2 separate regions of the Homo sapiens genome follow, and region 2 is linked to region 1. A link is a loop called in an ENCODE intact Hi-C map of the cell type or tissue named here. Cell type or tissue: transverse colon. All regions are shown on one strand. Each heading gives the region's core, and the rest is flanking DNA. Links, peaks and the distances in the headings are about the cores only. Region 1 overlaps LOC105369764 (a long non-coding RNA gene). Region 2 overlaps LIMA1 (LIM domain and actin binding 1).

Region 1 (12,086 bases), core at 9,380-11,879:
GCAGCTTTTCCACCCCAGGAATCTCTGTTCCTTCTCTGTCTGCCTCTCCACAGCCCGTGATCCCCTGCTTCTGGCTCCTACCACTGGACAGTCATTGTGGATAGAGCAGCCTGCTGCTCTCAGGACCAGAGAAGGGAAATGACTTCTCCAGGCAGAGGCAGATCTGAGTCTAGAACCCAGGCTTCTAAATTTCTAGGCCAGTACTACTGCTCTCAAAAGAGATTAACTGGGATTAAGTGAGATGACGCATGTAAAGATGCTGTGTAAACTGTAATTCTTAATACCATTATCACGCATTACTAGAATCATTTCATTATTTCTGCTTCCTGGGGGAAGGATGCAGAAGGAGTCTGATGCTCAACATCCCTTACCTCCTTTCGTTGATGGCCAAAGCAAAGGAGAGTCCTGGGAGCCCACAAGATCCAGGCAGAAGGAGATGGGTTTGGGGCTGGCCCCATCCTGGCCCAGCCTCTTAACCTCTTCTTACCCTGAATGTGTGCCCTATCTTTTCTCCCACCTCCTTCCTCCTACCACCCAGCCCTATCCATTCTCTCCTTCCCTCTCCAGCCTGCTGTATAAGTAACATGTGGGTCATACCTTGAACCCCCCTCCGCCCCCATGCTCTCTGTGGCCTCCATGCCTTCAAGACTTCTGTCTGTATCTATCTCACACTGCACCAAGCACCCACTGTGCACCAGGCACTAAGTCTCTAGCCTCTTTCTCCCTTCTGCTCCCATCCAAGAAAGACAGTGTATAAGGAACATCTCTGTAATTGTGTCCCCTCTCATCTATGCTCTTTCCTGTCTTCCTTGACCAAAGCTCTCTTTGAGGTCCAAAAAAGGCTGCCCTGGGCCATATGTGCTATGGAGAGGACTCTCCCAAACCCCCAATAGCTAGTGACAGCCACTTGGCCTCACTACCAGAAGAAGGGTGGAGTCAGAAACCAAAGTGACCTCCAGAGCTGTCCTCCTGGCACCTGAGTGTCCTTGCTCTAGAGGTTCAAAGGCAGCAAGGCAGTGAGCTATGAGCCCAGCATGGATGTGTCTCAGGCACCTCATCCCCACCCCACCTCACCCCAACAAACTCCTCTAGAAGAAGCCAAGAATTTCTCTCTATGTCTGTTTCACTTTTTGGATTGCATCTCCCCAAAAACTAAATGTGAAATCCCTACCATTTCTAGCCTCTATTGCCCAGATTGGAGTCAGAGGTCAAAAAAGGATTCCAAGTGATGGAACTCCAGGGGTGGAGGGAAATTGGCAGTTCCTGGCATCTCTTGTGTACCAGCTGCTGTGCTGGGTGCCTTGCATGCACGGACTTATCTGATCTTCCTCAAACTTCAGATAGGTTAGGGAAGGACAAAGGCCCCCAGCCATGAAGGGTTTTGCTATTTCCAAAGCTTCCCCTTATCGTCCCCTGTGATTATCTCCCAACCCCGTGACAAAGGTAGAGCAAATATTGTTCTTCCCATTTTACAGATTCAGAAACCAAGGCTAAGGGACTGGTCTAAAGTCTCACAGGTAGTATATGGTGGAGCCAACACTTGAACTCAGACCTTTTTACACAAAATCCCATGATTTTTCCACTGAGACAAATCCTAGGCTCCTGGGAGGCCCTGGCAGAAGCCAGAACACATGGCTGGGCCTTTCCAGCCCAACCCACTGTCTTGCAGTGGACGGAGAGCCTTGGCGAGGGCAGCAGGGTAGAGAGGACAAAGAATGTGGGGCTGGTTTCTGCCCTTTAAGAGCACCCGGTCAGTCAGAGAACAGAGATCACACACACCAAACCAGACAGAGGCAGGGCAGCATGGAGACAGGTAGACAGACCTCCAGGTCCCTAAGCTGGGGACAGAGAAGGTTCTGAGCTGTCCCATACTCCCACTTTGTGCCAAATGACTTTGCACCTGCAAATGGTGCTTCAATGTCGTTTTGTATCTTTAAGCTGTGATGTTGTATATATACAATGCCTCCCAGCTAGACTGTAAGCCCTTTGGGGACAAGGGCTGCTTCCAGTTCTTGGATGGCGTTCTCCTATCTACCTTCCTTCAACTGCTCTGCATATAATAAGCACTCAATAAATGCTCATTTGCCAATAAGTACTGTTTCTTCCACAACTTGGCAGTGGTAATAGAAATACAGCCCAAGGTACCAGAAGACAGGCGGAGCTCCCTACCACTTCTACCCCAGCCCTCAACTTCTCCCAGGGAACTCAGAAGTCCCCATATCAGGAGAGGAGGGGAAGGGCTCTCCCTAAGACATTCAAATTCCCCCTGCCACAAATGGGGAGACCCATCACTCAGCTCACAAAGGTCCCGGGCATTCCTCTGGAGCTGCCAGGGCAGGGCCTGAGTGCTTGGGCAAAGAGAATTCCGAGACATAATGGGAGTTTACTGTGATGACTTGAGGACAGAGGGACTCTAGTGGTTAGAGAGATGGAAGAGCCTAAGACACAGGCCCTAGGAAACAGAATCAGCTGCCCTGTGTGAGTAACCTTGACAGATGAAATCTCCTTCTTTGGCCTCACCAGGCCCACTCCTGATGACCAAGTCTATGTGGCGACCTGTGGTTCCCATCTCAGGTCACTGTGTGACCCTAGGCAAGTGACCTCTGAGTCTGGGTTTCTTCATGGGTAGCTTGGAATCAAATCACACAGTGGAGGCCAATTATAATCTCTAACTTTGTAGATTATATTCTGAATCTCTAAAATGGCAAGAACAAGGTCTTGGCCTTTATAGTCCCTCATTAGTTCAAATCTTCAGGTCGGAGCTTCCCCTGGCAGCCAAGCCTCTTGTGAGCACTTGTGAATCCTTTCATTCTGAGATGCTGGAGTTTGAGACCTGTGGACTATGAAGACAGTGCCTGGGGAGAGAGGATGAGAAAGCAAGTGAAAGGGTGCGAACTGGAGGCAAGTTCAGCAGCAAAGGAGCCTGGCCCCCAATGGCCTCTGGGGTCATCAGGGTCATTGTCCAGCCCAAGTCCCAGGCCCAGAAGAAAATCCTGCGTACAACTGGCATGTACAGCTGGCATGATTGGCTGGGGACAAAGCGCTGGGACCCATGGAAGAAAGGACAGACTGACCTCCGGCCTTAAGAGGAGAGACCTGGGGGAGGAGCTGCTCCAGCAGGAAATGCCAGAGCTGGGCAGGAACAATAGCGGGGTTTCTTTAGCCCTTGTTTTCTTTGGCATCTTAGCTGCCACAGAGCCCAGAGCCCGCTCCTCCAAGTCCTTAGCATTCCTGCAGGCTCCTCCCCTCAGCCCTGCCTGACAAACTGACAGAGGAGGCACCTGTTCTCTACTTCCTCTGCACCCTCCCGCTGGACTCTTCCCCCTAGCTTAGCACCACACTAAACCCTCAAGGGGCTTTTAAAATTAACAGTCACAACGTAAGGAGACTTTACTGAGCCTTACTCTGTGCCAGGCACTGTGCTAAGGGCTTCTCTAACACACATGGGGATGGGAGTCTTTAATGCAGCTCCTCTCCCGGGATCCTGGGGGTGGGTCCTCCCCCTCTAAGCCCTAGAGAGCCCTCCAGCCTCGTTCTCCACATGCCCGACCTGGAGTGGGTGGGAAGAGGGAGAGGGTGGTGTGCGAGGAGGCAGCAGGTCACAAAGGGGTTACAAGCTCAGAGGGAAGGGGGATGGGAACTGGAAGAAAGTGTCACCCAGACCAGGGGTAGAAGAACTTGACTTTGGGGAGACTGAGAAAGACCACATGTAAGAGAGAGAGACATGGAAAATGAGGTAGAAACAGACAGAAACAAAGAAAGGCACAAAAATTAAGAGGCAGAGGAAAGGTGAAAATAGCCAGGAGACAGAAACTGCAGGATGAGAGAAATGAATAGAGAGAGACAGAGAGACTAAGACAGCAAAAGGCAGGAAGGAAAAACAGAAAATGAGAAGGTGTGAGAGAGAGAGAGATGGAGAGGTGGAGAACAGAGAGACTGAAATGAGAAAGAGACCTCTCGGAGAGAGACCGAGAGGAAGAGGCTGGCAGAGGGAGAGGGTCAGAGACCAAAGACAGAGACAAAAAGAGAAATAGGGTTTTGCAAAGACTGACTGACAGAAACAGATTTCGAGGGGAGAGAGATCAAGACCAAGTGAGGGTTTGAAGGAGACTTAGGGGAGGTGGAGGAAGAGAAGGAGAGTCTTAGATCCAGGGTGAGGGGCTTCTAGCAGGAAGAGGGAAGACGCCAAGACCGCGCTTGGGAGGTCAGTGGTGCGTCTCTACCCCCCCTGCTCCCCCACTCCAACTCCCAGAGTCTCAAGGCCTCACGTCACACCCCCGTCCCGTCCCGTCGACAAGGGGAACCCCGGCCTGGGAGAGGGCGCCTCCGGGGATCCGTTGCCTAGTCCAGGTACTGCCCAGCTACCGGGCGTCGAGGATTGCGAAGCGTCGGGGCAGGCTGGCACGGTGCCCACTTTTCCCAAAACGCCAGCCTTCCAAGCCCAGAAGCTCGCCCGGCCCAGGCCGGGAGCGGCCCACGTCGGACGGCCGGACCGCCCTGCAGGACCCAGCCCGGCCGCCCGCCCCCGCCGCCGGCGGTGAGGGAGGTGAGCGGCGCCGACCTGCGGGACGAGCATCACTCCGACCCAGCCGGGGGTGAGGCGGGTCAGGATGCTCCGGTCGCAGGAGGAAAAGGAGGAGCTGGACCAAAAGCCCGAAGAGAAGAAAAGGGGAAGGCCGCGCACGGAGCGCGGTAAAGGCCGGCGGAGCTAGACGCCCCGAGGTCGGAGTGAAGCGCCGGGACCGAGCCCCGTCTCCCAGGGAGTCCGGGGCGCACGGCACCGAGGAGAGCGCGGGAGCCAACCTGGGCGCATCATGCGCAGGGCCCGGGACGCTGGGCCGGTCTACACCGCCGCCTGGGTCACGTGGCCCGGACGGGCCGGCGGCTGCCCCGGCCGGGGGGCGGGGGTCGCGCCGGGGTTGCGCTGGACGACGGAGAGCGGCGGGCCCGCAGCGGCCTGGAGCCTCCCAACCCGCGCGCCGCGCTGGCCCCCGAGCGTAGGAGCCGCCCCCTGCCCCCCCGCGCCGGCCCCGCGCCCGGCCGCCCGCCCCCTATATAGCGCGCCCCAGCAGGGCCCGCGCCAGGCCGCCAGCCTCGGAGTGGGCGCGGGACAGTGCGCGGCGCCCCGCAGCCAGGCCCCCGCCCCCGCCGCATCCACCTCCTCCGCCGCCTGCGACCCAACGGGCGCCCCCCGCCGCGGCAGCTGCCGCCGGGCCCCCGCGGCCACCATGAAGAAGGAGGTGTGCTCCGTGGCCTTCCTCAAGGCCGTGTTCGCAGAGTTCTTGGCCACCCTCATCTTCGTCTTCTTTGGCCTGGGCTCGGCCCTCAAGTGGCCGTCGGCGCTGCCTACCATCCTGCAGATCGCGCTGGCGTTTGGCCTGGCCATAGGCACGCTGGCCCAGGCCCTGGGACCCGTGAGCGGCGGCCACATCAACCCCGCCATCACCCTGGCCCTCTTGGTGGGCAACCAGATCTCGCTGCTCCGGGCTTTCTTCTACGTGGCGGCCCAGCTGGTGGGCGCCATTGCCGGGGCTGGCATCCTCTACGGTGTGGCACCGCTCAATGCCCGGGGCAATCTGGCCGTCAACGCGGTGAGTGCCCTGGGGGGGGGGTGGGAGCCTCGACCCTGGGGTGGGCTCAGGACCAGGCCTCTTACCCCACCTGGAAAAAAGGGGTGCCGCAGAGTGGGCCAGCCCACACCCTTCACCAGGAAGGCAAGAGCCTCCCAAGGCCAGGAAGGCAACTCTCCAGGCTGATATGTGCTCCCTTCCTGCCCACCTCCTCTCCCCCTCCCCTCATGCTGGCCCACCCTGGTCTCTCTCCAATGCCTGCTACCCCTCCTCTCCTGCCAGAAACTTCTGCCTCCTCCTGTCTCACCTTTGAGCTCCACCTTCCTCCTGGGCCCCTCACCTCTCCCATCACCTCAGTGGAGCGGTTGAGTAGAACCACCAGAGAAAAGCGGGCTGTCATCACGGCTTTGGGTGACCCTGGCCTGTCTGTGCTTCATTGTTCTCAGCGCCTCCATGGGGATGGTTGTGTCTGCCACAGCAGGTGTCAAGGGGCTCACATTTAGAAACCGTAGATAGGAACCCCCTAATGTGGGGCCAGTGCAGAGCAGTTTCTGTTGAGTATTGGTTCCCTCTTTCCCCAACCTGTGCTCCTCCCCTCAACCCCGCACCCCTGCCTCCCTCCCACCTCCTGCAGCCCCAGAGTCAGCCCCCAACCCCATGCAAACTGGGTTCATTAATCAAACACAGAGGAGGATTTGCTTGGCCATTGTCAAGCTGTGAGTCAGCCGCACTGGAGAGACGGGTTTAAGGCTGGCACTGGCATGGGGCCAGGCACGGGCAGGAGGCCGGGATGGGGTGTGAGGCAGGCAAACCGGGCAGCTGCCCACAGGATGGAGGGTAAATGCCAGCTTATGGGGGCTGGGGGTTGGGCAGAGCCATTGATAGGCCCGTGTCCAGGAAAAGCTACCCTGACGCTCTGCCCTTTGGCCACAGGCCTGAGCTTCAAGCCTGTGCAAACTATGAAATGTACAGTGTCTTTAACAAATGGCTTCGCTGGGGCGATGTCCACAGGACTTGGCTTCCAGGTGCCAAGGTGCTCTAAGTGTCCCTGGAGGCCAAAAGCCCTACTCCCCGAGCCCCTGGCTATACAGCCAGAAGGTGGCCGGGGTCCTAACCCGCTATCCCCTTGCAGCTCAACAACAACACAACGCAGGGCCAGGCCATGGTGGTGGAGCTGATTCTGACCTTCCAGCTGGCACTCTGCATCTTCGCCTCCACTGACTCCCGCCGCACCAGCCCTGTGGGCTCCCCAGCCCTGTCCATTGGCCTGTCTGTCACCCTGGGCCACCTTGTCGGAGTGAGCAGTACCGACATTGGGCTGGGGTGAGGGTGGGGCAGGCACTCAAGGCAAATAATGGAGCCCTGGAGCGGAGCCCACTTCAGATGGATGAGTCCAGCAGAGTTTAAGGCCTGGATTTAGGGCTCCTGGACTCTGGCCCTACTGGGCCCCAGAATTGATCCCCCCAAAACCTCTGGGCTGAGGAAAGATGGGAGTAAGTAGGAGGTGGGATGGGACAGGAATCAAACCCAACCTCAGAGCAGAGAAGAGAGGAGGGCGTAGTTAAGGGTCCATGGTTAACCAAGCAGCTGGGATCCTTGGAGGGAGAGGTTGCCAGCCTGAGTTTGAGACCTGGCTGAGCCCCTGGACTGCAGTGTAACCTTGAGAGAGTCCAGATTCTGTGGGAGTGGACCAGGATGTTGCCTTTCTCTCCACCGCCCTGTCTCTATCCAGATCTACTTCACTGGCTGCTCCATGAACCCAGCCCGCTCTTTTGGCCCTGCGGTGGTCATGAATCGGTTCAGCCCCGCTCACTGGGTGAGTCTGTCCCTTCCCCTGGCTCCCTGGAGATGAGGGCCTGGAGACCCAGCAGTGGCAGCTCAGAGCTCACCAGACCTGGATTCTGTGGGTCTAGAGCTTGGGGGTGGGCCACGGAGTGGTGGCTGACAGAGAAAGGGACACAGTAGGGGATGGGATTCAGCTAGAGGGGCAGAGGTGGCTTTGTATGGCCTGAACCGCTGGGGACAGGGAGTCTGAGTATCTATCCGCTTATGGAAGAGGCTCTACTGAACCTGGAGGTGCAGAGGGGCTCTGTGTCAATTCCCTTGAGGATTTGGTGTCCGTCCCCCTCGGTGTCTGCGTGCTGGTCCTCTCTGATGTTTTATTTATCTGTCCCTGTTGAGGGGGTTGGGAGAGTCTTCCTGTGGGTCTGTCCCTGTGGACAGTCTGTCTGCCCCCCCTTTGGAAGCTCATGGTCACTCTCTCCAGGGTCTGCTTCTATCCCTGCGTGGAGGGGACACGCGCTCTGTTCATCCGTCTCTCTGAGGACCCACGTGTCCCCTCTGAAGGTTTATTTGCTTCTCTTTCCGGTGTGGTTGGAGGGAGCCTGTCCCTCTGGGAATCTGTTTGCCTTCTTTGAGGGTCTAGGTGTCTGTGGTCCATGTCTCTGTCCCTGGGAGTGGTGTGTCAGTATATTCGTCCCCGAGGTGGGAGGAAGTCTTTCTCCCTGAAGGTCTGGAAGTCTGCATGTCTGTCTCCTCTCAGGGTCCGTGGGTCTGTCCTCTGTGGGGTGGGGGGCATGTGGTCTTCAAGGTCTGGGGCTCAGCGCCCTGACTCCTGCCCTGTCTCCACCAGGTTTTCTGGGTAGGGCCCATCGTGGGGGCGGTCCTGGCTGCCATCCTTTACTTCTACCTGCTCTTCCCCAACTCCCTGAGCCTGAGTGAGCGTGTGGCCATCATCAAAGGCACGTATGAGCCTGACGAGGACTGGGAGGAGCAGCGGGAAGAGCGGAAGAAGACCATGGAGCTGACCACCCGCTGACCAGTGTCAGGCAGGGGCCAGCCCCTCAGCCCCTGAGCCAAGGGGGAAAAGAAGAAAAAGTACCTAACACAAGCTTCCTTTTTGCACAACCGGTCCTCTTGGCTGAGGAGGAGGAGCTGGTCACCCTGGCTGCACAGTTAGAGAGGGGAGAAGGAACCCATGATGGGACTCCTGGGGTAGGGGCCAGGGGCTGGGGTCTGCTGGGGACAGGTCTCTCTGGGACAGACCTCAGAGATTGTGAATGCAGTGCCAAGCTCACAGGCTGCAAGGGCCAGGCCAGAAAAGGGCGGGCCTGCAGCCTGCACCCCCCACCTTCCCCAACCCTTCCTCAAGAGCTGAAGGGATCCCAGCCCCTAGGTGGGCAGAGGCAGACCCTCCCCAGAGCTCCTTAGGAAGAAGACAGACTGGTTCATTGAATGCCGCCTTATTTATTTCTGGTGAGGATGCATGCGTGGGGCTGCTGGTGTTTAGAGTGGGGGCTACCCAATAAATCACTGATACTCACGTTCCACCTCTGTCTCTCCTCAGAGTGCCTTGAGACACTCTGGCCCATTGCCTCTCCTCTTTGTCATCCCACATCCTCCACCACGATCTCCACAGGGTACCAGGGGACCCCAGGACAAGTGCTCTGTGGGAAGAAAGGGAGACTGTGACCATGGGAGGCCCAGAGAATCAGAGAGATGGGAACAGAGCAGGGAGAGACTGAGAGAAGACCGAATATCAAAATAGAGCTAGAGGCCAGGAAGGAGGGGTCCTCACTGCAGTCACCCTCCACCCCTCCCCCTCAGCCATGTCAATCAAGTCCCTGCCACTTGAGGAGGGCTTGGCTGGCACTTGAGGGGAGTACCAGGGTGTGACAGGCAGGGCGGAGGAGTGAGCCAACCGCAGCCCCTCGAGATGGCAAGGGGGTGACCAGCCAGGTTCCATCACAGCCCTGGGCTCGTTTCTCTGCACCTTGGTCTTTCAAAAAGGTGTCCTGCTGGGAGCCTGTGCCCAGAGGGAGCAGCCCCCCGACCCCCCCAGAAGCCACATGTGGCCCAGCCCCCTTTTCCAGGGCTTCTCATGCCTTGGCCCACCAGTGTCCCCACCGTCCTCTCCTCTGGGCCTGAGCTCTGTCCTAGCCTGCTCTTGTCCCACTGTCACTGACACTCCTTAGGTAACCTCCTTAAACTCTCAGAGCCTCCCTCTCTTCATCTGTAAAATGGGGATAAAATATCACTTTCCTCACAAGATAGTTGTGGGGACCAGATGAGGGCATGAGATGCCTGGGACCAGTCAGCTTTCTGTGAGGAAAAGGCGGGGGGTCATGCAGTGAACAGCTCCGCATAGCCCAGCTTCGCAGTGAGCCCAGCCTGGAGTCAGTAACTACCCTCATTCCAATCTGGCCGTGAAACTTGGGGCAACATAAGCTCTCTGAGCTTTAAGGACCTTATCTGCAAAACAGGGGTACTTTTCCCGACCTCATGTGCTATGTGCTGTCGTGAGGAGAAAATGAGACCACGCCTGGAGGTAAAACGCTTGTACAAATGGTCAGGCGCCTTGGAGTGAGTGCTCAGTATAGTCGTGTTAATAGAAACCCACACGTGCCTGCCTAGTCTGAGGCCCCAGCCACATGCTTCTGCCCTCCTGGGGGTGTCTGGACCTGAGCGCCTGTCCAGCGGGGCCAGGAGACGGACTGAGAAGGGGTAGGGGAAGCTGTAGTTCTTGGCCAGCGAGAGGCAGTCCCAGGGGCTGGGGTGAGGAGTGGCAGACCCCCCAGCCTTCTCCACACTTAGAGTCTAAGCATCTACAAGTGAGAGGTCAGCCACTCATGTCCGCCCCATAGGCTTACAGTAAACACCACGTGGCATTGCGTGTGAGAACCCCGGGAGCCCAGGGAAGGAGCAGCCCCCCACCCACCGTGTCCCTTCCCACTTCTTCCAACCTGCCCCGGGCTGGGGGAGCCGGGCTGCAAGTGCCAGCTCTGGCCAGCAGAGGGCGACGTCGTCCACCGAATCCACAGCGTGGCGCCTCGTCGTCCACAAGTCCTGGGTCTGGGCTCTAGCCAGATGGGGGTGGAGTGGAGGACACAGGGAGTCCCTCATGCTTGAGTCCCCTGGGGCCACCTTGAGGCAGCCTATCCCAATGCATCCCCGCCCCGCTATCCGGGTGGGGCGCAGAAGAGAGGGGAGCCCTTCTCCGCTCAGTCTCCAGGAGACTCAGGTACAGACACAGCCATGACCAGGAGGATGGGCTCTTCCTCCAGCCCAATGGGGGCCACGGCAGGGTGGACAGTGGACCCTTGGGAGACAAACCCGCGGGGGCAGGCAAGGCACTAAGTCAGAGGGGGCTACCGGCCCTGAGCTTCCTGCAGGTTGCCTCGCCTGGCCCTTGGGCAGGCTTCCAGCTAGGGCTTGGGGCTGACAAGCGCCGTGGTTGGGGCGGTGTGGCCAGCAGGGGTCGCTGTGTCTGCGTGTCGGATCTTGCAGGAGCGGCAGGTCTGCGGGCTCACAAAGTCCCGTGCACACGCGCGCACACACACTGACCCCACACAGTCCGGGGCTCGCGGCCACACACTGACCTCAGTCGTGCCCGAGGGCTGCATGTTCCGGGTGTGTGCGTCTCCTTTCCTCCGCACGTTCATTCGAATGTGCAGAGCCACATCAGCCCTCCTCCAGCATTCGCTCACAGGGCCACCGCCGGCCCCACCGCGGGCCCAGACCTATGAGCCTGGCTCCACGGGTTCTCAGAGGCACACCTGTGTGCTGTCCAACGCAAGCACACACAGTCCCCGTCACCTCTGCTGCACCTAAAGATGGAACCCAGGGAGAGTCTGGATTCTCCTGTGGGAGGCTCCCTTCCCCTTCCTCCCTCTCTTCCTCTCCCCAGGGCCTGCCAGTTCTCACCAGCTGGGAGGTGGACAAGGTGATATGGGGAGAGATGGAAGAGGACCGGGAGGAGAGGTGGAGAGCGGACAGAGGGGCTGGCTGTTGAGATGGGTGGACAGGAGGAAGGACATCTGGGAGGACCAGGTCTCTCCGCTCCTCTTGGCCTCATGTGTCTCCGTCATGTGTGGATGAGGACATCAGACCTCCCTACCTTTCCAGGTTTTGTGGGGATCACTGAGATGAGGCACGGGAAGCCATCTTGAATTCCCTCCCCATCAGTTTGTGTTCTCCCTCCTTTTCTCTCCCGGTACCTTCCTCCTTCCCCTCCCCTTCGCCCCCCTTACTTTCCCCAATCTCTAATAGGACTTCAGTCAGAGCTGCATTGACAGGCAGCCCTAGGCAGCCAGATAAGGAACCTCGGCAAAAGGTTTTTGAGCATGAATGAGCTTAAAGCTTGGCACTAGAGCCCAGTGCTGGCTGGGTTCGGGCACGTGCTGGCTAGGACAGGAAGCCAGGCCTGGAGCAAGCCCTGGTCAATGGCTACCTGGCCTCAGGAGGTGAAGGACCTTGTCCCAGGCTGGGCAGAGGTCAGGAGACTCAGCCCCGAGCTAGCTGGGGACAAGGGCTGCCACTGCACTTAGCACTTTCAGGCTCCAAGGCCCAGGGCAGGTGCTGAGGTGCCTGTCTTGGAGCCGCCATGCAGCCCCGTCCCCACAGCTGTCTAACGGCAGGGGGCAGGGAAGTTACAATCCTAATCATTCACATTTTCTGACTTGGAGGCCCTCTCCTAGGTATCAGCACATTTACTCCTAACTACACACAGGGAGGAGG
Region 2 (15,867 bases), core at 5,410-7,909, 220 kb after region 1:
ACATCCTCAGGAACTTCGGGCTTGCTGATTTCGTCTTCAGGAGGCCATTTGGGCTTTGACATTTTGATCCCTTCCTCCAAGGCACTTCCTGAACTTCCAAGTTCAGTGGGGGGTGGCCAGGCGATCCTCAGCTTCTTGGTTTCAGCTGGCTTGTCTTCCTTCTCCTGCTGAGAGGAGGCCTTGGCTTCCATACTTGCAGCCAGGACACCCACCTTAGCAATAGGGGCATCTTCTACCCCTGGGCTGTGAGGGGTCTCCCTTGCATTTGCAAGCTGGGCTGGTCTCTCCAAAATCTCTTCGTTTTCATTTTTGCTTGCCCATAGATCCTTGTGTGGTCTGTGCCCAAAGCCTTCATCATAGTTGCCCTTAGATTTAAAGAGTTGATTGAAGTGAGGCTTACAATAGATTCTTCCATGTAAAGATGCATATGTTCCTAGACTGTCATTAAAAGAAAAAAAGCATAAACTTAGCAAATCTTCACATTCTCACTTATACCAGGAGGCTAAAATCTGGCAATTCCAGTATTTTCAGAAGATGCCAAGTAAGAAAAAGATCTTTAAAAGCCCTTCAGTGACCAGGAATTCCTTACCCCCATTTTAGCACATTTGTTTTCTTATCATAACACAAAGCACGGGTTGGGTGCAGTGGCTCATGCCTGTAATCCCAGCGCTTTGGGAGGCCAGGGTGAGAGGATCGCTTGAGCCCAGGAGTTTGAGACCAGCCCGGCCAACATAGTGAGAATTCATCTCTACAAAAAATTTAAAAATTAGCTGGGTGTGGTGGCACATGCCTGTAGTCTCAGCTACTTGGGAAGCTGAAGTGGGAGAATCACTTGAACCCGGGAGGCAGAGGTTGCAGTGAGCTGAGATTGTGCCACTGTGATAGAGCGAGACTGTCTTAAAAAAAAAAAAAAAGAAAAAAAAACCAACAGTAATAGAAACTTTAAATCATTCTGAGCCTTGAGAGGAATGTGGCTATGCAACCTGGGTCACACAGCATGTAGCTGCAACTCTTTCTTTTCACTATAAATTATGAAGACCAAAGGGCACCAGAGATAAGACCCCCTCAGATCACTATCCCTTCTTTGCGAGTGATAATCTTCCTTGGAATGTACCAATCTGTACCCAATCAAATCACTGTGGTATATGCACTGGTCTTATATGAAAAATGTCATAATCTTTGCTAAAATTTCTGTGTAAGTGAAACTAACTTTCTCCACTTTGGAATGCTGACCCCATTCATTTGGAGTCAGTGTTTCTGGGTAGCCATCATCAAGCTTTTGTGCTTGAATTAACTCTATTCTTAACGGTATATAAATACATATATATATATATATTTTTTTTTTCTTTTTCTTTTCTTTTTTTGAGAGAATCTCGCTCTGTCGCCCAGGCTGGAGTGCAGTTGCACAATCTTGGCTCACTGCAACCTCCGCCTCCCAAGTTTAAGCAATTCTCCTGCCTCAGCCTCCTGAGTAGCTGGGATTACAGGAGTGCGCCACCACGCCTGGCTAATTTTTGTATTGTTTTGTTTTGTTAGAGTCTCGCTCTGTCGCCAGGCTGGAGTGCAGTGGCATGATCTCAGCTCACTGCAACCTCTGCCTCCTGGGTTCAAGCGATTCTCCTACCTCAGCCTCCTGAGTAGTTGGGACTACAGGTGTGTGCCACCATGCACGGCAAATTTTTGTATTTTTAGTAGAGACGGGGTTTCACCATGTTGGCCAGGATAGTCTCGATCTCTTGACCTCGTGATCTGCCCGCCTCGGCCTCCCAAAGGGCTGGGATTACAGGCGTGAGCCACCACGCCCAGCCATTTTTGTTTTTTTTTGAGACAGAGTCTCGCTCTGTCACCCAGGCTGGAGTGCAGTGACACGATCTCAGCTCACTGCAAGCTCCGCCTCCCAGGTTCACGCCATTCTCCTGCCTCAGCCTCCCGAGTAGCTGGGACTACAGGCACTCGCCACCACACCTGACTAATATTTTGTATTTTTAGTAGAGACGGGGTTTCACCTTGTTAGCCAGGATGGTCTCAATCTCCTGACCTCGTGATCTGCCCACCTCGGCCTCCCAAAGTGCTGGGATTACAGGCATGAGCAACTGCACCCAGCCATTTTTTGTTGTTTTTTTTTTTGAGTGGAGGTCTTGCTCTGTCACCCAGGCTGGAGTGCAATGGTATGATCATAGCTCACTGCAGCCTTGACCTCCAGGGCTCAAGTGATCCTCCAGCCTCAGTCTCAGCCTCCCCAAATTTTTCATAGAGATGGGATCTCCGGCCAGGTGCAGTCCCAGCACTTTGGGAGGCCGAGGTGGGCAGATCACTTGAGGTCAGAAGTTTGAGACCAGCCTGACCAACATGGTGAAACCCCATCTCTACTAAGAAATACAAAAATTGGCCAGGCGTGGTTGCTCACACCTGTAATCCCAGCACTTTGGGAGGCCGAGGAGGGCAGACTGACTGAGGTCAGGAGTTCAAGACCAGCGTGGCTAACATGGTGAAACCTCATCTCTATGAAAAATACAAAAATTAGCCAGGCATGTTGCACACGCCTGTAGTCCCAACCACTCGGGAGGCTGAGGCAGGAGAATTGCTTGAACCTGGGAGGTGGAGGTTGCAGTGAGCTGACATCATCCCACTGCACTCCAGCCTGGGCGACAGAGCAAGACTCCATCTCCGGAAAAAAAAAAAAAAAGAAAGAAATTAGCTGGGCGTGGTGGTGCCCGCCTGTAATCCCAGCTACTCAGGAGACTGAGGCATGAGAATCGCTTGAACCTGGGAGACAAAGGTTGCAGTGAGCCAGGATCACACCACTGCACTCCAGCCTGGGCAACAGAGTGAGACTCCATCTCAAAAAGAAAAACCAGATGGGGTCTCTCTATGTTACCCAGGCTAGTCTTGAACTTCTGGCATCAAGTGATCCTCCTACCTGGGCACTCCCAAAATGCTAGGATTACAGGTGTGATCCTTATATCCACACCTAGATATAAGCTTGATTAATAGAAGAATGGTGAGGAGTTGACAGGAGGTAGTTTTTCCCTAATGTCAGTCCTAGACAAGCCTTTAGGAGATTTGGTGTCTCTTGCAGGATGATAAGTTTTATCTTTTTAAAGTTTTTTCCCTTAAGTTACGAACCATTCTGAAGAGTGACAAATGTTAAAGGGGGTATAAAACGGCAGCACTTCCACAAAAGAAATAAGGTGCTTTAAGCCAGGCACAGTGGCTCACACCTATAATCTCAGCACTTTGGGAGGCCGAGGCGGGTGGATCACGAGGTCAGGAGATCAAGACCATCCTGGCTAACATGGTGAAACCCCTTCTCTACTAAAAATACAAAAAATTAGCTGGGTGTGGTGGCGGGCGCCTGTAGTCCCAGCTACTTGGGAGGCTGAGGCAGGAGAATCGCTTGAACTCAGGAGGTAGAGGTTGCAGTGAGCTGAGATCACGCCACTGCACTCCACCCTGGGCAACAGAGTGAGACTCTGTATCCAAAAAAAAAAAAAAAAAAAAAGGTGCTTTGGAGAAAAAAATTAACACAGTGGGCAGCAGAAGAACTAATGAGTGGAAGTGACTGAGGTACACTTTGGCTGCATGTTTGGAGAAGCTGTCTAGCTAGAGCTATCTAATAGCTAGAAATGTCACACAGATGCCAAAACATCTTTCAAGAGTATTTTAGGAAGGATTGCTCAGAAAGGAAAGCTGGAGAAAGTGACATCTTGGTTACTTCCTTCTGTAAGACTCTATGATTAAAATGAGTTAATTTGGAATGTTTCCCCGATTTGTCACATTTATATTTGCACTTTGAGTTACTTGGAAGAAATGATATGTAACAACTATTTTCTCAGAAATAAAGTGAGGCAACATAGAGAAAAAGACATGCTCTCCAGGGGCTATTATTATTGCCATTATTATCATTTATACAGTGGTTAAGACAAGTAAGGGCTTAAACAAGTAACCTCTTGAGATTTCTTAACTTTGTGATTCTGTGATACCAAGGGAAAACATTCTATTAAATTAGGTCACAGGGGGGTTTACCTGCAACTCATATTATTTAAGCTTCGGTCCTAACATGTAAATTAACATATCAATACACCAAGAAGTTCCAAACACCATCATTATTTGGTATGAAAGACTTGTCACTAAATGATGCTTTTTACTTTATTCAAGAGCCTTCAACAGAATATCATTAGCACAGTAGCTTTTAGCACCAGTGCTCTAAAAGCCAAAGACTCCCTCTAGAGTTCCAGTTATAGACAGATGGCTTGTTTTGGGCTGACTTACCTGAGTTTGTTGTTGCAATAGGAGCAACGGAAGCAGCTGATGTGAAACACCTGCTGGTTGGCCAAGAGACGCTCCATTGGATAGACTGTCTTCTGACATTCCACGCAGGTCTCTCTTGCAGGTGCCTGAAACTTCTAGGAAAAACAAAAAGACAACTTTAGCATGGGCAGCGATGAGTTAGCACTGTCTTGAGATGGACCCTAGAATTTACTTTGTCTAAGGGCTCCCTTAGCTGGTCAGTCAATTCTCATGGAGCACTAAACCTGCTACAATTCTATCAGCTGACTCTTTAAAGCCAAGAGGCTCTCTTGATATTCCCTTCCCAAACTGTGTGGCTGCTCTAAATGTAGCAGCCACCAAGGATAGGTGGAGCTACGTCTGGATTACAAAGAATGGCTTAGACAAGTCACGACCCACATAAAAAATGTTAGGAGCAGGGGATGGGGGAAGGGGTCGGGGGGGGGAGTGCAGGGATTAGGAGAAAATGTTATCACACACAGAAGAAAGAAGTTTGATTCAAGTGCCAAGTAAACACAAGACAGATTCTAAAGGGGATAAATTTCAAGGAGAGGAAGAGCATTTGGCTTTGGGAATTAGGAAAGACATTTCAGTAAAGCCCCTTTTATTCTGCTCTGCTTATAATCTTGATTTGTTCAATCAACTAGACATACTATTTTTAAACAAGTCAAAACTGACACACAAGTGGAACAATTTATAAGAGACACAAAGTATTTTATTAGGACACCAGAGGGAAGCATAGCCCATTAAAGCTATAGGTTCTATAATATTTCTAAAAACCAATGGAGAGAAAAACTAATGCAATGGGAAACACACTGGTTAATGTATTAATGACTGGGAATTCATGAACTGTTTGTAAAGTTGGAACAAACATGGGCACAGTGGTTCTACCTGATAAACTCAATCCTAAAGAATATAAAACAGTTGGTATTCTAGCACTGATAAAAGCCAGAACTCCAAAAATATTATAAGCTTTCACATGATAAGAAATAGTTACATGGGCCAGGTGCGGTGGCTCATGCTTGTAATCCCAGCACTTTAGGAGGCCGAGGTGGGCGGATCATGAGGTCAGGAGTTCGAGACCAGCCTGGCCAACATGGTGAAACCCCGTCTCCAGTAAAAATACAAAAATTAGGCAGGCGTAGTGGTACACTCGTGTAATCCCAGTTACTCGGGAGGCTGAGGCAGGAGAATGGCGTGAACCCGGGAGGCAGAGCTTGTAGTGAGCCGAGATGGCGCCACTGCACTCCAGCCTGGGCGACAGAGTGAGACTCCATCTCAAAAAATAAAGAAAAGAAATAGTTACATGGCTACTAAGGGGTGGGGAGTAGATGGGAATGCAAAGTCCCTAGGTGTATGGGAGTTAACCCTTGACTTGCCCAACACAAACACCTCAACCAGTAGATGCGGGAGACAGCTTAGGTGGCCAGGAAGCTCTCATCAGCAATTAGGAGGTGCTTTTGCTGCCATGATCAGCCTGGGCTCTCACCAGAAAACACATGATGGTAAGTAATGCAAATTAATCCCAAGGCCCAGGACCTGGATAGTTAAGCCTGAAATGAACCAGGTTATGGGCAAGATAGAATTTTGAGTAAAAAAAATCCAAAATAGGCTGGGTGTAGTGTCTCACGCCCATAATCCCACACTTTGGGAGGTTGAGGTAGGCAGATCACGAGGTCAGGAGTTCAAGACCAGCCTGGCCAACATAGTGAAACCCCATCTCTACTAAAAATACAAAAATTAGCCGGGCATGGTGGCGTGTGCCTATAGTCCCAGCTACTCGGGAGGCTGAGGCAGGAGAATCGCTTGAACCTGGGAGGCAGAGGTTGCAGTGAGCCGAGATTGAGCCACTGCACTCCAGCTTGGGCAACAGAGTGAGACTTGGTCTCAAAAAAAAAAAAAAAAAAAAAAAACCCAAAACAGGCCCATAAAAAATTCAGACTGTTGGTTCACTTGCCACATGATTCACTAGGAGGTAAAGCAAAAAATAAAAATGGTTTTCCAAGTAGATTTGGGCAGGAAGTGAGAGCAGAAAATGTGCATAAAATGAAAATAAAGAAATCTATAAAAGGAAGTTTAATAAAATTAGTGGTAAACTCCCAAGTAGTGCCCAAGGGATTTAAGAAGGAAGGAACAAAGCTGAGTGGAAATGGCTAGTTACCAGGACTCTGCTTTATTCTAGGGGCAATGTCCTAAAAAGAAACATCTAAAGAATCAAAAGACCACAGGTTACAACCTAGTTTAGCATAAGGGAGGTATTTAAATATAACCAAATGTTATTGTAATGAATGTTGTTGCAAGTAATTAACACATTATCGTATTTGGAGTTCAGAATTCTTTTTTTCTTATATGGACACTGCTAAATGGAGATATCTTTGCAGAGTTTTAATTAAGTTTTCTCTAAAAGGACTAGGTCTTTGTCTAGGTAGGAGATACACTGGCCAGGTGCGATGGCCCAGGCCTGTAATCCCAGCACTTTGGGAGGCCAAGGCAGGTGGATCACTTGAGGTCGAAGTTCCAGAGCAGCCTGGCCAACATGGTGAAACCCTGTCTCTACAGAAAATGCAAACATTAGCTGGGCGTGGTGGCGGGCGCCTGTAATTCCAGCTACCAGAGAGGCTGAGGCACAAGAATCACTTGAACCCAGGAAGCAGAAGTTGCTGTGAGCTGAGATCTCATCACTGCCCTCCAGCCTTGGAGACAGGGCAAGACTCTGTCTCAAAACAACAACAACAAAAGGAGAGATATTAAAAAGCAGAATAAATTTTTGGTGTAATAGTATAATGGATGCTACTGGAGAGAGCCTGTACAAATCACAATTCACATAATGTAAAAGTAGGACAAATGTATTTATCAGATTAAAAATCATTTTCAGTTGCAGAAAGGGAATTCTGCGTTTTTTGTTTTTTTTGTTTTGTTTTGTTTTTTGAGACAGAGTCTCACTCTGTCACCCAGACTGGAGTACAGTGGCGCGATCTCAGCTCACTGCAAGCTCCACCTTCCGGGTTCAAGCGATTCTCCTGCCTCAGCCTCCTGAGTAGCTGGGATTACAGGCGTGCACCACCACACTCGGCTAATTTTTGTATTTTTAGTAGAGATGGGGTTTCACCATGTTGGTCAGGCTGGTTTCTAACTCCTAACCTTGTGATCTGCCCACCTTGGCCTCCCAAAGTGCTGGGATTACAGGTGTGAGCCACTGCGCCTGGCCCGGAATTCTGTATTTTTTAACACTTGAAATAGATGTAGGAGAGTAAGTGCTCATTCTGGTCAGTAAAGACACAGCAGGAGACAGAAACTTCACATGGGATAAGAGGAGATGGATACTGTTCTGCTAAAGGGGAACTGAAGGACGCAGAGCACTCCTCCATCACAAACACACGGAGGGGAGGCACACACTGTGGGAGGGGGAAGCAGCCCAGGGAACAGAAGGAAAGGAGAACCTGTGAGAAAGCTGAAAGTTGAGCTCACATTAGGAGGAAAGTGGAAGGCAGGAGCAGAAATTAGGTACCAGGAGCAGGAGGCAGAAGCTGGAAGAGACAAACAGGAACCTTCAATGAATACACAGCATTTGGCGTGCCCTGGAGAGCTTTACTGCAGCTGAGCTGAAACTCAGAGACTCAGATCCAAGAATAAGACCACATTTTTCTTTTTTTCCTTTTTAAGTAACTCTGCTAATCATGGCAAAATCAGCCTCACTCGTATCTACCTGAGGCTGGAACATATCCCAGCTCAGGAGAGCGAGCTTTTATGAGCCTTCACCCACACAAGGAGTGTCTCATTAACAATTCTTTAGTGGCTTACTACCTCCCACACCTGACCCACATCGGCTCTCTCTTTAATAGAGCCTTCACCCACATGGAGCAAAAAGTCTGTCTTCCTCCTTAACATCAAGTTAATAGATTGCTAGCTCACATAATTGACTAACCTTGAGCTTCTAACTAGCCAGACCTATCAGAGTCCCATTATTCCTATTCATTTCTCACATCAACCCTTTTCAATATTATTTAAGGTTTATGCAGCAGCAGCTGCCTAAGGGCCCCTTCTAGTTTCATAAAGACAAGAGGGTCCCGACATGGTAAAATGCCAACTCACAGCGGCTGCGGCTGTGCCTCCCCTTTATTTTCTATGTCCTGGGCTCTCAGCCACTTTTCTGTAATTGCCCCCATGTCTATTCAGACAACAGGAAGCATAGTCAGTGCCTAAAAATCTCTACCATTATCACAGGCCTGGCATACATCCTGCCCATGCCTTCATGGCATGCTCAGACTTGGCACAGCCATGTTTAAAACACTGCCAATACGACAATGTTAGACATTTTTTATCTTCACAGTATATTTTTTCAGTTAGTAAGAGATTTTTTTTTTCATTCCCCTTCTCCCACCATTTTGCCCCTACCAAGTAGAAAGTTAAACACCAGGTCTTATCAAAGTTCACATAGTCAATAACAGAAATAGAATTAAAACTGTAGGAAAACAGCCTGTTGCATGGCAGGAGTGATGCCATCTTGGAGTGAAACCACCATGCTAACTGGTGGTTTGACTCCTGCATACCAAGGTGGTTTGTTCTGCAGCAAAGTCTTTAAACAATGCCTGTAGCATAGATTATCCCTCATAAAGGGGTAGTGCCCAGAGCATAGACAACCCCTCATAAAGATGCTTATCCAATCGCTCCAGTGATAAGTTTTGCAAGAAAGTCAAGCGTGACTAGCTGCACATGTTTTATCCTAAAACCTTGCTATATAAAGGATATTTTCTGGAGGGCTGGTGCAGGGATCCACTGTCTCATGGCCTCCTAGACATCACTTCTGTTCATAAGCTCTTATTAAATGTTTCTTTCTGAGAAACTGGATTTGTCAGCCTCTTTCTTTGGCTTTTCAGCTCCCTCAGCCTTTGTGGGTAGGTCTGCATAGACCTGCTCACTGCACAAACTCAGAACTCCTGACTCACAAACCAAGAGAGCATTTTCTAAATTGTCCTGGAATGTTAAATTTCCACAGCCAAGGGAAACTCTTTGGGGAGGAGAGCAGATGCTAACCCAAATGAAATTAATCCCACGACAGCAATTTGAACAAACTATGGTCTTCCCTTTGTTTCAAATAAAAATGTGTAGATAATATCTTCAGGATATTCTAGAGTGAATGAGGTAATCTATAAATAATTGATGTTCATAAATACTGTCTTTCCCGTTTGAGGGATATTACAGACCCTCTGTTGATTACCATCTACTTAAAGCTGTTTTTCTAACAAATTTGCATGGCTTCATTTACATTCTTTTACCCTCTTGTCTCATATATTTTTTACTCTAATAAAGGCCCCAGTTGTGGTGTGTGTGGGAGGTAGGGGGGAGCAGCTGACAACAGACATTGATGTTAACTAGCCTTTAGACATAGTGAAAGAAGATGAAAATTCTGTATTGACGTCAAGCCTCTATTCCTCAGAATACCACAAAATGCCTTTCATTCCTTCCAATTTGTGTAAAATATCTAGGTAATGAAACTGAAATTCTTCACCACACAGCAAATGGTTGGGCCAGCCCTGTGCAGCCTTAACCCTTCCTCTAATTTTCTGTGAAACTCTATGAAAGCATTTTGGGGAATATTCATATCTTAAATAGAGTGCTCTACACAGAGAAGAAAGGACAGTCCTCTGAAAAGGCAGTAATAGTGAGTGAGTGAGAAAAGATTCTAGACACTCTTCTAGCATAATTTTGACAGCTTTGCAAGCCAGCATAAAACCTCCCACTGTGTCTTCAGGGGGAGGAACAGCTGGCAGGGTACCGAGAGGGGCAGTGCAGTGTGTGCTGCCCTCTCACGTAGAGTGCCATGTTCTCTCTCAACATTCATCAGCAAAACGCTGTGAGGAGGCCTGGGACTTGGTTGTCCCGTACACAGTGAGGGCAGACAGTTGTTCCCTAGGGCCAGTCACATCTCCTTGCCTCTTCCTTCCCTATCCTCTCCTCTGGGAACGTTTAGGGGATGATTTCTTTCAAATGGGAGGACATAAAGCCTAAGAGATCTCTGAGTCTCTTGAAGTAGAAAGGCCTGATACTTCTCACAGGGTCCACTAAGCTCTGCTCTCAGAACGACACCCTTTTTGAGAATGAACCTGTAACTTCATTGGTACCAAGTCTTACCAAGTAAGCTCTGTGGCCAGTGTTCAAAGTGTACAGAATCCTTAAAGACCTCTATCATTTCTTTTTACTTTATTAAGCTAAAATTTGAAATGAATTGAATCTCTACCTTAGATGTCCTCTTTTCAATAACAGACAGGCACTAAGAAACAGTTTTTTCCAGGATGTGTGGGATCCAAAAATCTATTCTGAGTGAACAAGTTTATTCTTAGCTGTATGTAATTTCCCAAAGTGGAGAAACAACTTCTGTTCATAGTCTGCAGCCATGAGACCAGTTCTGCCAGCAGGTCTTCCTATAAACATTTACTAAAGTATCTGTATATTTGCCTGCAGACTGTAAAGGGGAACTCTGAGGAAGAGCAAATAAATTGCCCTTAAATAACAGTGGAGATGTAACTGGGTTCCACCAGGCTCTGTACACCATGATCATCTGAGCTGTGGACCAGAGGCAAACAGCCAGGCCAGTTTACTCTGGTCATTACACAATGCTCAAAACCCGAGGTGTGTGACTATGCAGATAGGGCCGTCTACTACTATACTACTATTCTACTGCTGAGTGACCAGTGCCAAAGGAGTAGGCATGGGTCTGAGGCAGAGACAGAGACAGCTTTACCTCTGTTTCCTCTCCCTGGTGCCAAAGGAGACCTAAGTGAGGTGTGCCCTTTCACACACCACTCATCCGCTCACCCCGTGGAACTTGAGTGGGGAGGGATCCCCACCCAGTACAAGGAAGTCTGGCCAAGCAGTTGAACGAGGGATGCAAGACTGCATTGAGAATTCAAATAGTCACAAGAACAGATTTTAGTTCCTGTATTTCCCCAGGTCCTGGGTTACACAGAATCCATCACCAAGTTAGATTTGCTAGCCGTTCTTGATCCCCAACCACAACCTGAGCACTCACATCTAGGCAGCATTGCTGTCAGAGAGGAAAGTAACCCTGTGGGGTTTGCTACTTTGTGAGACTCCAGATACTGACAAAGAAAGTGCTGATGGCAGCATCAGCCAACCTTCAAGGCCAGAACACAGCCATGCGGAGCACATGTACAGATTCAATCACCATGACCCCGCCCATTCTTCCTGGACTTGCTTTCTCTTTCTGCTTTCTTTACCTTTTGTTCCTTTTCAATAAACCTTACTCTTCTCATAAATCTCTGCCTCCTTTAAAATTTTCATGTTTTATCTTTTTCACCTTGCTCACCTTTTAAATCCACTCTTTAAATCCTGGATTCTCCCCTTTCCTCCTTTTGTTCCAAACCCTCCCTGATGTCCCCTCCTCTTCATACTTTGTGTGCAGTAAAACTTTTATCTGTGGACCAATCATGCTCACAGTCAGAGGTATAAGCACGGCAGATATGAGCATGAGTTGGGAGCAGCACAAACCACCTTAAAACTCATTCTATTTATTGAGTTTCTCTCAAATGCTAAAACTTTTGAAACACAACCCTGCTACTTAAAAGAGCACTAGAGGAGAAAGACACTAAAGAAGTGTGGGTAATCCAAACGAGTGAAGTAGCCCCTCATTAGCAAGCTAGTCAATTAAAACAAGTCAGCTAACAAACCTAAAATAAGTTTTGCATTTTTAATAAACATTTTTTGGCTTATTTTTATGGGAATATATATTTGCCCATAGAAGAGGAAAAGACGACTTTTAAAACTTGGGTAATAAAAGCAGATTATAGATTGAGGAGCCTAGCTCTGTTGCCCAGGCTGGAGTACAGTGGCGCGATCTTGGCTCACTGCAACCTCCACCTCCCGGGTTCAAGCAATTCTCCTGCCTCAGCCTCCCAAGTAGCTGGGATTACAGGTGCCTGCCATCATGCTCAGCTAATTTTTGTATTCTTAGTAGAGACAGGCTTTCACCATGTTGGCCAGGCTGGTCTCAAACTCTTGACCTCGTGATCTGCCCGCCTTGGCCTCCCAAAGTGCTGGGATTATAGGTGTGAGCCACCATGCCTGGCCAATTTTTTTTTTTTTTTTTTTTTTTTGAGATGGAATCTCACTCTGTCACACAGGCTGGAGAGCAGTGGTGTGATCTTGGCTCACTGCAACCTCTGCTTCCCGGGTTCAAGTGATTCTCCTGCCTCAGCCTCCCAAGTAGCTGGGACTACAGGCACGCACTACTGCGCCCAGCTAATTTTTGTATTTTTAGAGACAGGGTTTCACCATGTTGGCCAGGCTGGTCTCGAACTCCTGACCTCGTGATCCGCCTGCCTCGGCCCCCCAAAGTGCTGGGATTATAGCTGTGAGTCACCGTGCCTGGCCTCAATTCTTAATATCTAATGTTATACCCTTAGTATAAGTGTTGCTTGAATGTCATTTTTTTTTTTTTTTTTGAGACAAGAGTTTCATGCTTGTTGCCCAGGCTGGAGTGCAATGGCATAATCTCGGTTCACCACAACCTCTGCCTCCCAGGTTCAAGCAATTCTCCTGCCTCGGCTTCCCAAGTAGCTGGGATTACAGGCATGTGCCACCATGCCCGGCTAATTTTTTTTTTTTTTTTTGTACTTTTAGTAGAGATGGGGTTTCTCCATGTTGTTCAGGCTGGTCTTGAACTCCCGACCTCAGGTGATCCGCCCGTCTCAGCCTCCCAAAGTGCTGGGATTACAGGCGTGAGCCACCACACCCGGCCTCATTTTTTTTTTTTTTTTTTTTTTTTTTTTTTTTTTTTCAGAAAATGGGCTGGCCAGCCCCCATTCCAGTGGACACATTCTTTCGTTAAAAATGTTAATGACATTGTTGTAAACAACAGGTCCTAAAAAAAAAAAAAAGTGGGAACAACAGGGCCAGGTGTGTTTGGTGGCTCATACCTGTAATCCCAGCATTTTGGGAGGCCAAGGTGGGGGGATTACTTGAAGCCAAAAGTTCAAAACCAGCTTGGGCAACATAGTGAGACCCCATCCCTATAAAAATGTAAAAAATATATTAGCTGGGTGTGGTGGCATGTGCTTATAGTCCCAGCTACTTGGGAGGATGGTTTGAGCTCAGGAGATAGAGGCTGCAGGGAGCTGTGACCACACCACTGCACTCCAGCCTGGGTGACAAAGTGAGAACCTGTCTCAAAAAAAAAAAAAAAAAAAAAAGCTAACCACAGGTTAAGATCAAGCTCTGCAGATTAGGAAGCCATTATCTTTAAGGTGAAATTGCACATCTCGTCCAATGTGCTGATTTTAGTTGAACAGATTTTTCCTGGCTGGGCACAGTGGCTCATGCCTATAATCCCATCCCAGCACTTTGGGAGGCCGAGGCAGGCAGATCACCCAAGGCCTGGAGATTGAGGCCAGCCTGGGAAACATGGCAAAATCACATCTCTTAAAAAAAAAAAAAAAAAAGCCAGGCATGGTGGCATGTGCGTATAGTTCTAGCTACTCAGGAGGCTGAGACAGGAGGATTGCATTAGCCTGGGAGGTCAAGGCTGCAGTGAGCCGTGATCACACCACCATACTCCAGCCTGAGCAACAGAGCAAGACCCTGTCTCAAAAAAACAAAACAGGCCAGGCGCAGTGGTTCACGCCTGTAATCCCAGCACTTTGGGAGGCCAAGGCAGGCGGATCACGAGGTCAGGAGATTGAGACCATCCCGGCTAACACGGTGAAACCCCGTCTCTACTAAAACTACAAAAAGTTAGCCGGGCGTAGTGGCAGGACACCTGTAGTCCCAGCTACTCGGGAGGCCGAGGTAGGAGAATGGCGTGAACCCGGGAGGCGGAGCTTGCAGTGAGCCAAGATAGCGCCACTGCACTCCAGCCTGGGCGACAGAGCGAGACTCTGTCTCAAAACAAAACAAAAACAAACAAACAAACAAACAAAAACAAGGCCAGGTGTGGTGGCTTACCCAGCACTTTGGGAGGCCAAGGCAGGCAGATCACAAGGTCAGGAGTTTGAGACCAGCCTGGCCAACATGGTGAAACCCTGTCTCTACCAAAAAATACAAAAAAATTAGCCAGGCATGGTGGCGCATGCCTGTAATCCCAGCCACTCAGGAGGCTGAGACAGGAGAATTGCTTGAACATGGGGGGGCGGAGGTTACAGTAAGCCGAGATCATGCCACTGCACTCCAGCCTGGGTGACAGAGCGAGATTCTGTCTCAAAAAAAAAAAAAAGATAATAATAATAAATAAACAAAAACAAAAATAAAAAAACCGACATTATTTTAAAACTTTCATGAGTTTTCCAGAGTTCAAACTGAGAGTCATTAGTGAGCCTTCTCGCTCCCGGGCCAAAGACCTGAGCAGAGGCAGCAAGATTTCCAGGGAAAGCGACTGGCTTCAGTGTGCTCTTCTGTGGCATTATCATCCACAGGAAAGCAAAACCAGGTTATAATCAACATCATCATCATAAAAGGTACAATTAGCTCTACCAGTAGACCAATGTCCAAAGGCTCAGAGAGAAATTGCCATCATACCTTCATTGCTTTGGGAGGAGAACTTTCAGAAAGACTGGAGGCTCTGGAATCTGGACTTAGTGGCTTGGGATGGACAGGCTGTTGAACCTCACTCTTAACCTGGGAGTCACCTGCTTGAGTTACAAAAGGAAGACATTTTACAGTATCTCATGGAATGTCTTGGAAAGTGTTCTTCCGAAAAGCAAAGTTTGGGCACTTTCATTAATGACAGATCCTTCCAACACCAGGAAAAACACTGCTTTTCTGTTGAAGAATATTCGAACACTAACAACTATGGCTCAGGTATTCTCTGGTCCTGTCAGAAATCAGGTTCTCAGTGAGGAGGCTTTCTTACCCTCTGCCACACGTAGCAGAAATCCAAACCACTCTGTATAAAGAACTTTCTTCCTTGTGCCATTTGTCATTTTTAAAGGCCGTTTATAGACTTAGATGTCTTTTTGGTCATTAACATTCCTAATAACTTTTTCTGAAGTGTTTCAACTGAAGTTGGAAAAAGGGGGAGATGTGAGGGCAGAAATTTTGTACTCTGTGTGTGTGTGTGTGTGTGTGTGTGCGCGCGTGCGCGCATTTGTGTATACATGTAACCTGACACTGTTTTTGGTCAGTTCTATAGCAGATACCAATGGATGAAGATTATGGAAAAGGGCTCCATGAAGTTTTTTTCATAATCATTGAAATTCCAACTACATGAGTTACTTTCCTGCCAAAATGAAGAGGTGAGTCAACAAAGTACTAAAATATTAAGGCTTATTTTTCAAAAAAATGTTTCATAAACCTAGTCAAAAACATTTCTCAGAAACATTTCTAGTCCCAGAAAAATGATTGCAAAAAAAGAATGTTTCTGGATTCAAGCAGAAGGAGTTTTTCTCCGAAATTTTAAGGTAGGATTAACTAGAGATCTGTTTAATTCATCATTCTATTTCAGTTGTAGGGTTTTCAGTGTCCAGTAAACTAGCCTGGGGAGATGCTAGAAATCCACATATATATGTTTTTCTTTTTTGTCTTGTGACCTACAAGAAATTTATATATATATAGTATATATATATC

What was found. Hi-C counts contacts between places; a loop is a spot of excess contacts. Peaks named below come from ENCODE experiments on the same cell type or tissue, not always from the same donor. Only the 100,000 strongest peaks of a DNase experiment are listed, where the experiment ranks them.
Region 2: it touches region 1 in a loop (4-fold over the local background); 39 of 110 quality-filtered maps call a loop at or near these places.

The regions. Positions count from the first base shown.
Region 1 is chr12:49,956,790-49,968,875 of GRCh38, forward strand. It overlaps LOC105369764 (a long non-coding RNA gene), which reads right to left. Exons shown (of 3, transcript XR_001749143.2): 2 at 8,894-9,016; 3 at 7,713-8,130. It overlaps AQP2 (aquaporin 2), which reads left to right. Exons shown (of 4, transcript NM_000486.6): 4 at 1-2,089. AQP5 (aquaporin 5) reads left to right here and starts at 5,083. Exons shown (of 4, transcript NM_001651.4): 1 at 5,083-5,591; 2 at 6,703-6,867; 3 at 7,303-7,386; 4 at 8,203-8,893. The coding sequence starts at 5,229. The coding sequence ends at 8,388. AQP5-AS1 (AQP5 and AQP2 antisense RNA 2) reads right to left here and starts at 5,994. Exons shown (of 3, transcript NR_110591.1): 1 at 5,878-5,994. RefSeq lists enhancers at 9,841-10,464, 10,237-10,531. In transverse colon, for the core only: CTCF peaks have their summits at 10,389 (motif pointing right), 10,588 and 10,802 (motif pointing right); DNase peaks (open chromatin) are centred at 10,432 and 10,812; H3K4me3 peaks cover 982 bases; H3K27me3 peaks cover 927 bases.
Region 2 is chr12:50,177,632-50,193,498 of GRCh38, forward strand. It overlaps LIMA1 (LIM domain and actin binding 1), which reads right to left. Exons shown (of 11, transcript NM_016357.5): 9 at 14,821-14,930; 10 at 4,273-4,406; 11 at 1-438. Among named protein-coding and RNA genes, the nearest start is that of CERS5, 18 kb to the left of the region's middle. In transverse colon, for the core only: no CTCF peak of the experiment used is centred there; a DNase peak (open chromatin) is centred at 6,851; H3K27ac peaks cover 349 bases.